Linked DNA regions of Mus musculus: region 2 is linked to region 1. The links are chromatin loops, found by intact Hi-C in ENCODE. Cell type or tissue: left cerebral cortex. All regions are shown on one strand. Each heading gives the region's core, and the rest is flanking DNA. Links, peaks and the distances in the headings are about the cores only. Region 1 has its middle 5.4 kb from the start of Gm40948. Region 2 has its middle 34 kb from the start of Gadd45g.

What was found. Peaks named below come from ENCODE experiments on the same cell type or tissue, not always from the same donor. Only the 100,000 strongest peaks of a DNase experiment are listed, where the experiment ranks them.
Region 2: it touches region 1 in a loop (7-fold over the local background); 1 of 42 quality-filtered maps calls a loop at or near these places.

The regions. Positions count from the first base shown.
Region 1 is chr13:52,075,544-52,080,919 of GRCm38, reverse strand. No RefSeq gene overlaps it. Among named protein-coding and RNA genes, the nearest start is that of Gm40948, 5.4 kb to the left of the region's middle. In left cerebral cortex, for the core only: no CTCF peak of the experiment used is centred there; DNase peaks (open chromatin) are centred at 865 and 3,116.
Region 2 is chr13:51,878,010-51,883,385 of GRCm38, reverse strand. No RefSeq gene overlaps it. Among named protein-coding and RNA genes, the nearest start is that of Gadd45g, 34 kb to the right of the region's middle. In left cerebral cortex, for the core only: no CTCF peak of the experiment used is centred there; DNase peaks (open chromatin) are centred at 2,038 and 3,155.

The sequences.
Region 1 (5,376 bases), core at 311-5,310:
CCATGAGCATGCTCCCGAGAATCAGAGGGACCCAGGCTGGAAAACTGGTTCTCATTTCCTTGGTGTGGAAGAGCGAGCAAACCTATGCTTGTAGAAGCTCCGTGCTCACCCCATGCAACAAACAGCCACAGCCAAGGAAACACAAGTACAGGTTCTGGCTCACAGGACCCTCTGAATACTGAGCAGATATGAAACCTAGGAACAGGGGTGAGAGAGGCCCAGGAGCCTGCAGAGCAGAGGAAAGGGTGGGTAAGCACATTTAATAAGTGCTCCATCAAATCCCATCAATTTTTCCAAAAGTTCCAGCTGGGTGAAATGGAAGAAAACAATGGTTAAGTTCTCTCTCTCTCTCTCTCTCTCTCTCTCTCTCTCTCTTTCTCTCTCTCTCTTTCACACACACACACACACACACACACACACACACACCCCTCTGTAGATTTGTGCAGATAGACTACCCTTCTGATAGTTACATGATGAAACTGATGCCCTTCTTGAGATGTCTTCAACTCTGCTCTGAAGATTGCTTGGGGTACATATCTAAAGGAGAGGAGCCTGAGAAGTGTTTTCTAGCTTGACCATTAAAATTCATCCCACCAAGGTGAAGAGAGCCACACCATCTCCTTAGTTTAACCCTGCCTTGGGCCCTGCCACGGTGGGAAACAAGCTCTGGTTCTGCCCGAAGTGGTCTGGGGATCCTAAGTACATTCCGTAGATGCTTCTGCCCCAGCCCCTTCCAGGTGGACAAGCTCATCTTCCAGGAGCAAGCTGTGAGAACAGCAGCTAAGTTTAGCCGCCAGCTCTGTGGATGTGCAAGGCTTCTATTATTAAACCGGCATGGGATAAATATTTCCGCCGTGACACACAACTGCTCCTGGCATGCAGGAACTCCTGTCCCTAGATCCATCCCAAAAAGGGAAGCTCGCAGAGATCTAAAACTGGGCTACGGGAATCCCAAAGAATGCAAGGCTTGGAAAGTATCCAGCTCGTATTTGAAATGCTTCTCCCATGAGGTGCAGAAAAGGAACATCGGACTCTGAAACGCAGGATACTGCGACCACAAAGACACATGGGGGCTGCTGCCTGCACAGTTCTCTTGTGGTTCACTGGCCCCGGCATGGTTGCAGGCTGCATTCCCAGCTCAATTCCACACAGCTGTACTCAGAGAAGCAAACACACTTGCAGTTTCAGCTGTCCAAAGTGCCAGAATCCCTACCTCAGAAACTCCAGCTCGCTTTGAGACACAAGATAGATTTCTCTGTGCCTGGAAGACTAACTAGATACTTCAGGAAGTAAAGAATAGCCTGGAAACCCAGGAGTGTGAAGCGACATGGGAGCTGATAACTGTCACTCTGACCCAAGCACCGGGTTCAGGTCGTGACATCACAACTCAACGACTTGAGTGAGGATGGTCGCTGATTTTCTTTCCCCCTTGTTTCTTTGCTGATGACAAATATGTATTGCCTGCTGCATGTCAGTCACAGTTCTAGATGACAGGCACTTGACCAGATGAAGGAAGTAAGAAGTAAGGGAAATAGTCTAAAGGGGAAAAAGAACCCTAACCAAGCTCAGCGTAAGGATAGTGCTCTGTCCAGGAGTGGTGAATGCCTCAGAGGACAGTAGAGCAGGCTGGGTGGAGAGAGATTTCTGAGAAGATATCTGGGCATGGACCGCAGAGCAAGAGAGACAGGCGGTTTACAAGCTCAGGAATGATGGAGAATTATCCTCATGTTATGAGAAGCAGAAGGCTTTAGGTGAGGACTGGAATCGGAGGTGAGATGTGATGTAGCAGGGAGAGGCTGGGCTGTCCCAGCCTAACCATCTAGGCCTGGTTGGGATGTGTGATATCCTGGGGCTTGGTTTAAATGCAATGACCAAGCAACACAGGAGTTACTGTGCTCCCCCATTTCTACCTCACTGCTGTGGTCAAATCACTGACAAAACACAACTCAAAGGAGGAAGGCTCTATTTCAGCTGCTGGTTTGAGGAATTTTTTGATCATTGTTCTAGGGGGGAAGAAGAGTTTGTCAGGAGAGGCAGGGGGCCGTTTGCTCCTATCTTGATAGACCAGGAAACAGAGACAGGGCAGGAAGTGGAACTGGTCTGTAAAACCCCAGGGCCCACCCAGAGCGACTCACTTCCTTGAAAGAGGCTCCACCTTCAAAAGGTCCCACAACCTCCCCCAAACAGAACCACCAGCTGGGGACCACGTGTCCAAGACACATGTGCCCGTGGGAAACATTTCATATTCCAACCACAGCACCATCCTACACCACTAGTTTATTAAAGGCTGGTCAGATGTCACAAACCAGCTTAATAATGCATCGATACAGTTACAGGCATAAGGTTTGAAGGCAACGTTTCCTGGGGAACCTTCTGAATTGCTGTCACCAATCTGTAGTCATTAGGACTGGACAGATGGCTTAGAGCACTGGATGTCCAGTCATGGGAACCAGCATTGGGACCCCAGCCCCCATGTAACAAGGTTGGCAAACATTTGTAACTCCAGCTCTGAGGGATGCAATGCCTTCTTTCTTCTGGCCTCTGCACATGTACATGTCACACACACATGCATGCACATAGGTTCACACAGATACGGACACCACACACAGAAATAAATAAATTCTTCTAAAAAAAATGTAGTCATTAAGAAAGAACCAGGAAAATTGACTGTGCTCTCTGCACAGGCACAGCATTGACAGAAGAAAAAAACCTGGGGTAGAACCAGGGTGTCAAACAATTGTCTGTTTTCCCCTTTCTTATAATGTAGGATGTGTCAGTGGTCAAAACACCTATGCATAGCAACCGCATGGACTTTTGGGTGTGCCAAGAAGCCAAGTATTATCAGACATCCCAGTCCCATGGCCGGAAGACAGCTGACCATGGAGTGGAAGCCACCTCCAAACCGGCCTCTGTGTCCACTCGTGATCGTATGATCAGAATCTGGGGTATTTGTTGGCACAGACAAGGGGATGCAAGAGTCTGGATCTGCAGATGCTCTTACAAGGAAATCGGCTCCCTCACACGTTACACAGATACTGCAGGCTCCTCCCCTCTCAAGTTGGCATTCCTCCTGTATCTGCTGCTCAGAGTGTAGGAAATCACACCCTGGAAGCCTGCAGTGCTGCAGAGTCACACCAAAATTCCTGAATAGGCACAGCCTCCCACCAGACAGGTTCTCACAGGATCCAGTAACACCAGCCCACACCACCTTCTTCATAGAAATCTAGTTCTGCCATCCCTGCCCCACCCCCCAAATTCATTTCTGTTTTTGAAAAGCAGCTTCCTCCTAACTAATACCTTTACCATCTCAAATACCAGGGTCCCCAGATTTCCTCTCTAGCAACCTAGAGGACTGAGTTCATGCACAGAAAACCAGTGGATAGGTCAAATCTCACTTATCTCAGAGGTGAGCTGGGATGGAGAGTCTGCTCCATGCTGTCACCAAGCAGTCACCTGTCCCTGTGGTATGCCAGGGCTCTGTTGGCCCGATGACTTCTACATCAAATGGTTTGCCACAGCTACAGGAGAGCAAGAGGTGAGCTCAGGACCTGTCTGGAGGCACTTTATCTACACCAGAGCTTTGAGACATAGCTTCCCTTGGTTATATACATGCAGAGACCAGCCTATGTTAAACTTGTGGACCTCTTCCTCAAGCTACCATCTTGACCCAGTTCAGACTCCCTCTGAGTGGCTGTCTTAATATCTCACATAGCATAGAAGGACCTGTGTGTCACTAAGTGGACGCTAAGAGACTCCTGCATCACTTAGGGCCCCAAAGCTGTGAATTACTTAAGAGAGTTGCTAAGGCCTTCAGGGGCTGCTGTTTCTGCAGATCTCTTCCCTGAGAGCCCGGGAAAGTAAGGGAGCACCCCCACACCTCGTCAACTCCTAAGGCCCTGGGAGAATAGCTTCATTTTTCCCTGTGAGAGCAGGGGAGGCCTTGGGCGTTAGGAGAATCCTGCCTGCTCTTGGGAACTGATTCCACAGAGAGCAGCACCTGGGACATTTCAGACGTACACCCTTCTCTGCCTGTTTTTTGCTCTGAGGATGGTGTTCAGGTCCTGCAAGGTCCTCTCTAGAGACATCATCTCCTGGTTAGCACTTGTACTTACTTCTTTAGGAAGCTGGCGCTCTGAGGCTTCTAAGCCATATCTCAGTCAGGTGCTGAAGGGAGGTCACGTGGAGGTTATAAACTGACTTTCCTGTGCACGCACACACACACACACACACACACACACACACACACACACACACATGAAATGCAGAGGAGTGTATGTGCTCTCTGCCCTCCCTCGTATGCTAAGGAAAGCATCCTGAGAGCTTGTGGGAAACGCACGGATGATGGCGATCCTGGGGGTGTGTATGTGTTCACAGCTATAACGTCCCATCCTTCCAAACAGGCACCCCACAGAACTCTTCATGACTGCATCTGGCCTGATCAGATCTTTCCCAGTCCATTGTCACAGTGGGCACACCTAACAGTGACTCATTGGGTGGCCAAGAAACACCAAAGTAGGAACAGAACATGGATGTGCTCATGAGGTCCTTCATGACAGGGAAGAGAGATGGAGTGAAGGCGGAAGATATCAGACTAGAAGCAGACTATAGAGGTTCTCCAGGCCTCTGTCCATCATGGGTCTAGCAAGACGTCAAGTTCTCTAAAGAACGTGAGTGCAACCTAACTTTCAGGCTTGATTGTTCCATTGTATATTTATACTGTGATCTGACTGCTTGGCTCCACCAGTCCTCCTCTCCCTCCTCCCCTCCCTCTTTCTGTATATCCCTTCCTCCTTCATTCCATCATTCCCTCCCTCTGCCTTGTTAAATCCCTGCCGTTGATTCCATGAGGCTTCAGGTATCTGGTAATGGCAGCCCTTACTCAAGACTAACATAGTGACCAAGGCAAGAAGACAGAACATAGCACACTGGGTTATTAGATCCATTACATGGTTACTTTTGGGCCATAAGCCCTGTGAGTGCTCAGGGCAGGGCTGTGTGTGTACACAGTCTTCACCCTTTGAGTCCCTGGAAAGGAGCTCCAATGCTTTCTCCAAGGTCCTTTCAGTCCCCTTCTCAGAAGTCTCGAGATGCCTGTGAGGGCAGGGATAGGGGTGGGGAAGCTGTTGTGTGTAGCACACACTGCTCTGTGTAGTGCAGTCCTGGTCTGTATCCCTAGGCAACCAGAGAGGTTGGCAGGGAACCAGGCTCCATCTCAGGTATGATGGTTGCTGGGTCTCCAGGGGAAGTAGAGAAACCAAGTTCCCCTCAGTCTCCCAGCCACGAGTGATGGTGAACTGTCTAATCTGCCCAGTTTCCCGGGAGGCTTCAAACTGTATATGGGCTGAGTCGTGCATATATGGAAGACCACGGCTTCCT
Region 2 (5,376 bases), core at 259-5,258, 200 kb after region 1:
CCTACTAAGTGCTGAGCTTGGAAGCAGCTGAGACCTGTTCTGTCCCTGTGACTGGAACTGACACAAAAGCAAGCGATGCTTCCCTGGAACAATATGATTCAGAGTCTAGGGTTGGGTGTCACCTTGACAGAATCTAGAGTCACCAGGTCACCTGGGAGCCAGGCCTCTGGGCAGGGAGTGGGAGATTATCTCGGTTAGGTTAATGAGGGAGGAAGACTGGGATAATGTGGTGGCCCTGTTGCCCTGGGCAGCATCCTGGACTGTCTAAAAAGGAGACCATGAGCAGAACATGAGGAAGCCTCTTGATGGCAGATGCACTGGGCCCAGCTCCCTCAAACTCCTGTTCTGACTTCCCCGCCATCTTTGACTGCAATCCATAGCGCTGAGCCAAACATCCTTTCTCCTTCCAATGGCTTTTGTAGGGTTTTTTTTTTTAATCACAGTAAAGAAAGGACACTAAGATAGAACCCAAGGGACACAGTCTCAAGGACCTTTCCCACTGGACCACAGGAAAAGGACAGAACCACCAGCTAAGAGCTCTTCGCCCCTTCCCCACAGCCCATCCCCCACTGCTTTTATGGTCTTTTGAAAAATATCCCAGGTTTGGGGAGGGAAGGGCTTTAAATATTCACACTCTGTCTGCAGAAGACTGCATGCTTGCCCTGGGTGTCCTCGGTAACTGAGTGACCGTCTCCTTTTCTGCCCACATGTCCATGATAGCACGTGAGCAGAAAAGGACCCAGGAGCCTTCCAAAAAACTAGCAATAGCATTCAGATACTGGATGGACATCAACATAAGCCCTCTACTGTCCAACCTCCAGCAAGGCAGCAGACTCTTGCCTTCCAGAAAGCCAGGGGGGACTAGCTGTCAATTTGGAGATCGTCAGTGAGTCTTCAGTGCCTGCCAGCAGCCTTGAGTAGTCTCTAGCTGGTCAGCCTTGGGAACTCAGACCTTGTGCCAGCACCTTCTCAGGAAAGGCTAATGTTCTCCGACAGCCAGCTTCCTGGCTTTGATGGCACATAGAGGAGCAAACATGAGTGGGGAGGGGGGCGCACAGGATGGATGGCAGAGGACTAGAATCTGCCTCTACTTGAGGATGACCCCCAGAGTGATCTAGGAGCCTCATCTGCAGATTATCTTGGTGGTAAAGTCCAGACTCATAGGACTAAGTACCTCCCAGACTCGATCTTAGGACCTACCACCTAAGCTTTTTTAGGCTGGGAGAGTGGATCTCTACACTTCTGTAAAGGGATCGGCCTGGGTCTCAAGGGTGATATAGGCTGATCTTCACTCCCCTAGAGCTAGGACAAATATGGAGAGAGCCAGGGTAGTAAGGACCTCAGAAGAGGAAGAAAGGAAGGCTGAGTGGGGTGAGGCAGCAGCTGCTTTGAGAAAGAAGTCTGACGAGAAAGTATTTCAGGCAGCCAAAGGGAATGTCACAAACCTCCGGCCTCAAAGCCACTCACTTCCCCTCCCAGCCAAGGCTCTGCCCGAGTCTACAGGGAGAGGACGGTCAGTCGGTCCAAAAGTGAAGCTGCCTGCAAGACCCTAAAAAAGATGGCAGCTGTGGCAACAGGACTGCTTAGAAAGTAAGGCTGGCCTGGGACGGAAAAGGAGCCTGTGCTACCGCAATGAAAAATGATTGGAGCAGAATCTGTCCCTGTGTGGCTAGGCTTATGAGACAGTGGCCACTGTGACCCCAGACAGCAGGACACTAGAGATAAGGCATGCCCTGGGATGAGAGAGCAGCTGCAGGCAGGCCCTTCCATGGAAGGCAGCCCTTCCTGCAGCCACCTGCCCCACCCCCGACCGCAGAGTTTGTGCTGAAGGCTGTAGTCACCTTTTCCTGCATTTTGACCTCCTGGCAAGAGTCCTGGGGTCACGTGGTTGGGTTAATATCAGGGAGCTCTTATCCCTTCTTATAGCTTGAGGTTCCAGCCTCCACACTGAAGAGACCAATCCCTCTGTGGGCCCACAGAGTCACATGTGGCTAGAAAGGAAGAGATTCTGAGTGGGAGGGAGATACTAAACAGGAAGGAATTCCTTAGCAGCTAAAAATGGCCATGGAGTGGTGGAGACTCGGCTGAGAATAAACTGAGCCCTGTGGGTGCACACCTACTCACTGGCATGCAGAAGAGGAGGTTGTCTGAGTGTGAGAAGCAGAGTACCTGAGACTCCTGTCCCTGTTGTCTATAACCTGACTATACCCTTCAGGACTGTCCTGGGATCATGCCCATGGACATCTCCAGACACTGTCAAATAAGTTACAGGGATTCCCCAATGCCCTAGCAAAAGTCAAACCCATTGGTAAGTGTTTCTGATGTCACCTACTGATGCCTAAGACCTTAAGTCTTGCTCAGCGTGGCGGCAGCTGATCACACTCACGTGCTTGCCCATTCACTCAACGAACTGCAGCCTTGTTCTCTACCAGGTCCTATGGAGAACACTGCAAGGACAAAAAGGTTGGAGCCAGGATAGGTGAGCCACCTCAGCTCAACCCTTCAATGCCTGGGCCTCTGGTATGCCAAGGCTAAACTCTCAGAGCACGGTGATTGAAGCCCTTTCCCCGGGTGTAGACCACCAGGAAAGTCCCAAGATAGCGCCTGTGCTTGGTGCTGAGGTGCAACAAATGTTCAGGATGCAAAAGGACATAGCAGGCAGAGAAACATCCTTCAGGTTTTGAAACTCAAACTATGTTCTAATCTCTTCTCATATGTCAATGAAAAGGATATAAGCTTCCTTTGATTTTGGGTATCTGATCGAAGTAGTGGACATAAAAACTCTGCCCACACAAGGCTAGGGAGGTGGTTCAGTGGGTAAGACGATGGAGTCCCATAGGTCGGTGGTGAAGTACGTTGGAAGCCCTGGATGGAGAGCGTCAAGTGAAAGTGAAGAGGAATGACCTCTAATCTCACTTCAGAGGGTGACAACTCACCTCTGGGAAGCTCTGTGCGTTGTCCCTCATTGGCCATGTGGGTCTTCCTTAAACCACAGAGGAAGATGTGTGTAGTAGGTTCTGTATGCCATCAGGAGGTTCTGGGATAACAATGGGCACCAGTATGCAGCTCTGCACTATCATTTGGCCACGCCCCTAGAGCTGCTGTCCGTGGGTACCCAGAGAAGCTCTGAGGATTCATCGTGGCTTGGCTGCTGGTGCTGATGGCAGCTGTCAGTTCAAAAGAGGACACCAGCTACTCCATGTGTGAACCAGGGCAATCCTCCCCCTGGCCCAGTGACTGTTCCATGCAGATGCAGGTCTGCATGGCAAAGGCTCTGATGACTGCCTTCCCCCTGCAGACTTCTCTTGCTAGATAGTCAGTCTGCTGTTTCTACAGGTCCACGTCTACAGCTTCAGCTGATCCTGGGTTGAAATTATTGGGGGGTGGAGGGGGAAGAAGGGTGTATCTGCATTGACCATATGTAGGTTATATAGCAGGACTAGTCTGTACTTGGCATTAGCTGTTATACATCATCTAGAGATGTACTGACTAGGTCTGAGCCCTCATGGTCCAATCACATTTCAAAAGCCCATCAGCTATTAATCAGCCTACATCACACGAGCCTTTGCAGGAATAGTGGTTTCATCTAGTAATGGACTCAAAGGCATCATCTGAAGATGACAGCAAGGTTAGGAGGTGGCCCTAGTTAGAGCAAGTAGGTCAGCGAGAGCATGCCTTGAAAAGGAATGATTGTTCCCAACCCTTTCTTGGTATCTCTGTTTCCCAGCTGACATTAAGTGGGTAGCTGTATTCCAATATATTCTTCATACCGTGAAGCTTGGCCTCACCAAAGCCCCAGGCCAACCCCAGAACAAGACCTCAGAAGCAGTGAGCCCAATGAGCCTGCCTTCCTAAACTTTAGCTCTCAGGCCTTGGTCTGAGCAAAAGGCCACAACAGCACAGTCAGCCTCTGGTAGACCATGTGAGAACTGACCCATCCAAGGGCTCCTGGGTTGCCCCTCTCCGCAGCTGCATTCCTCTTGCCCCTGCGCAGGGCTCTGGGTGACCCCTACACTACTTCTCCCTGCAGAGCTGTGGCTCTTGGGTTGTTTTTCTGAAAATATTGCCCTTCTGTTGTTGTCAACGGAGGTGTCACCTGAAAACCCCACCACAGCAGCTTTCCCACACTCCTTCTTCCCACAACAAACACTAACAAAAGGGGAAGGGGAGGGGACTCCCTCCTACACTGTGGAAAGGAAACTCCGGGCTCCTGAGCTCAGTTACACTTGTCTCTCCTATTCAGAGCATGCCAGATGAATAATGGAAAGAGCCCAGGGTGGAGCCTTGCAGGGAGTTAAGGTGGGGCCCGGGTTTTCTCCGTGGATAATGGTGGGATTTGGGTCGTACGGCTTTTACAGAACATCATGATGCTGGAGAGCCGGTTGCTATTTTGGGACATGGCTTTGTGGCCTGGCCTTCACTGTGGGGAACTATTTATACGCCTTGTGACTATAATTCCAAAGCTTTGCCCAAGAACATTCTGGGCTTTGTTTCCCATTTGTTAGCATTTGATCAAAGGCTACTTCACCCTTGAGTTTGAAAACCCAAGACGAAGATTCCACTTTAGGTCCTGCCTGGGCAAATTTTGCCCATAGATACAGAGCTATTTATTTTTCTTGTTTTGGTGCTGATACACTTTGAATGGTGATCCCACCCATCTTTCCTTTCTGGAAATAGAGGTGAAGGACAAACAGAAAAGACATGGACAGCAGGACATAGAATCCAAGAGGTTGCATACTGTAGTACTTTTTATTGGTTATTTTATTTATTTGCATTTCAAATGTTATTCCCCCTTCCCGGTTTCTCCTCTGCAAACCCCCTATCCCCTCCCCACCTTGCTTCTATGAGGGTGCTCCCCCACTTACCCACCTACTCCTGCCTCACTACCCTAGCATTCCCCTACACTGGGACATCAAGCCTCCACAGGACCAAGGGCCTCCCCCTCCCATTGATGCCAGATAAGACCATTTTCTGCTACATATGCAGGTGGAGCCATGGCTCCCTCCATGTGTTCTCTTTGGTTGGTGGTTTAATACCTGGGAGCTCTGGAGGTCTGGTTGGTTGATATTGTTGTTCTTCCTATGGGGTTGCAACCCCTTCAGCTCCTTCAGTCCTTCCCCTAACTCCTCCACTGGGGTCCCTGTGCTCAGTCTGATGGTTGGTTGTGAGCATCTGCATCTGATTTGGTCAGGCTCTGGCAGAGCCTCTCAGGAGACAGCTATACCAGGCTCTTGTCAGCAAGCGCTTCTTGGCATCAGCAATAGTGTCTGGGTTTGGTGTCTGCAGATGGGATGGATTCCCAGGTGAGGCAGTCTCTGGGTAGCCTTCCTTTTAGTCTCTGTTCCACTCTTTGTCCCTGTGCAGGAGCAATCCTGG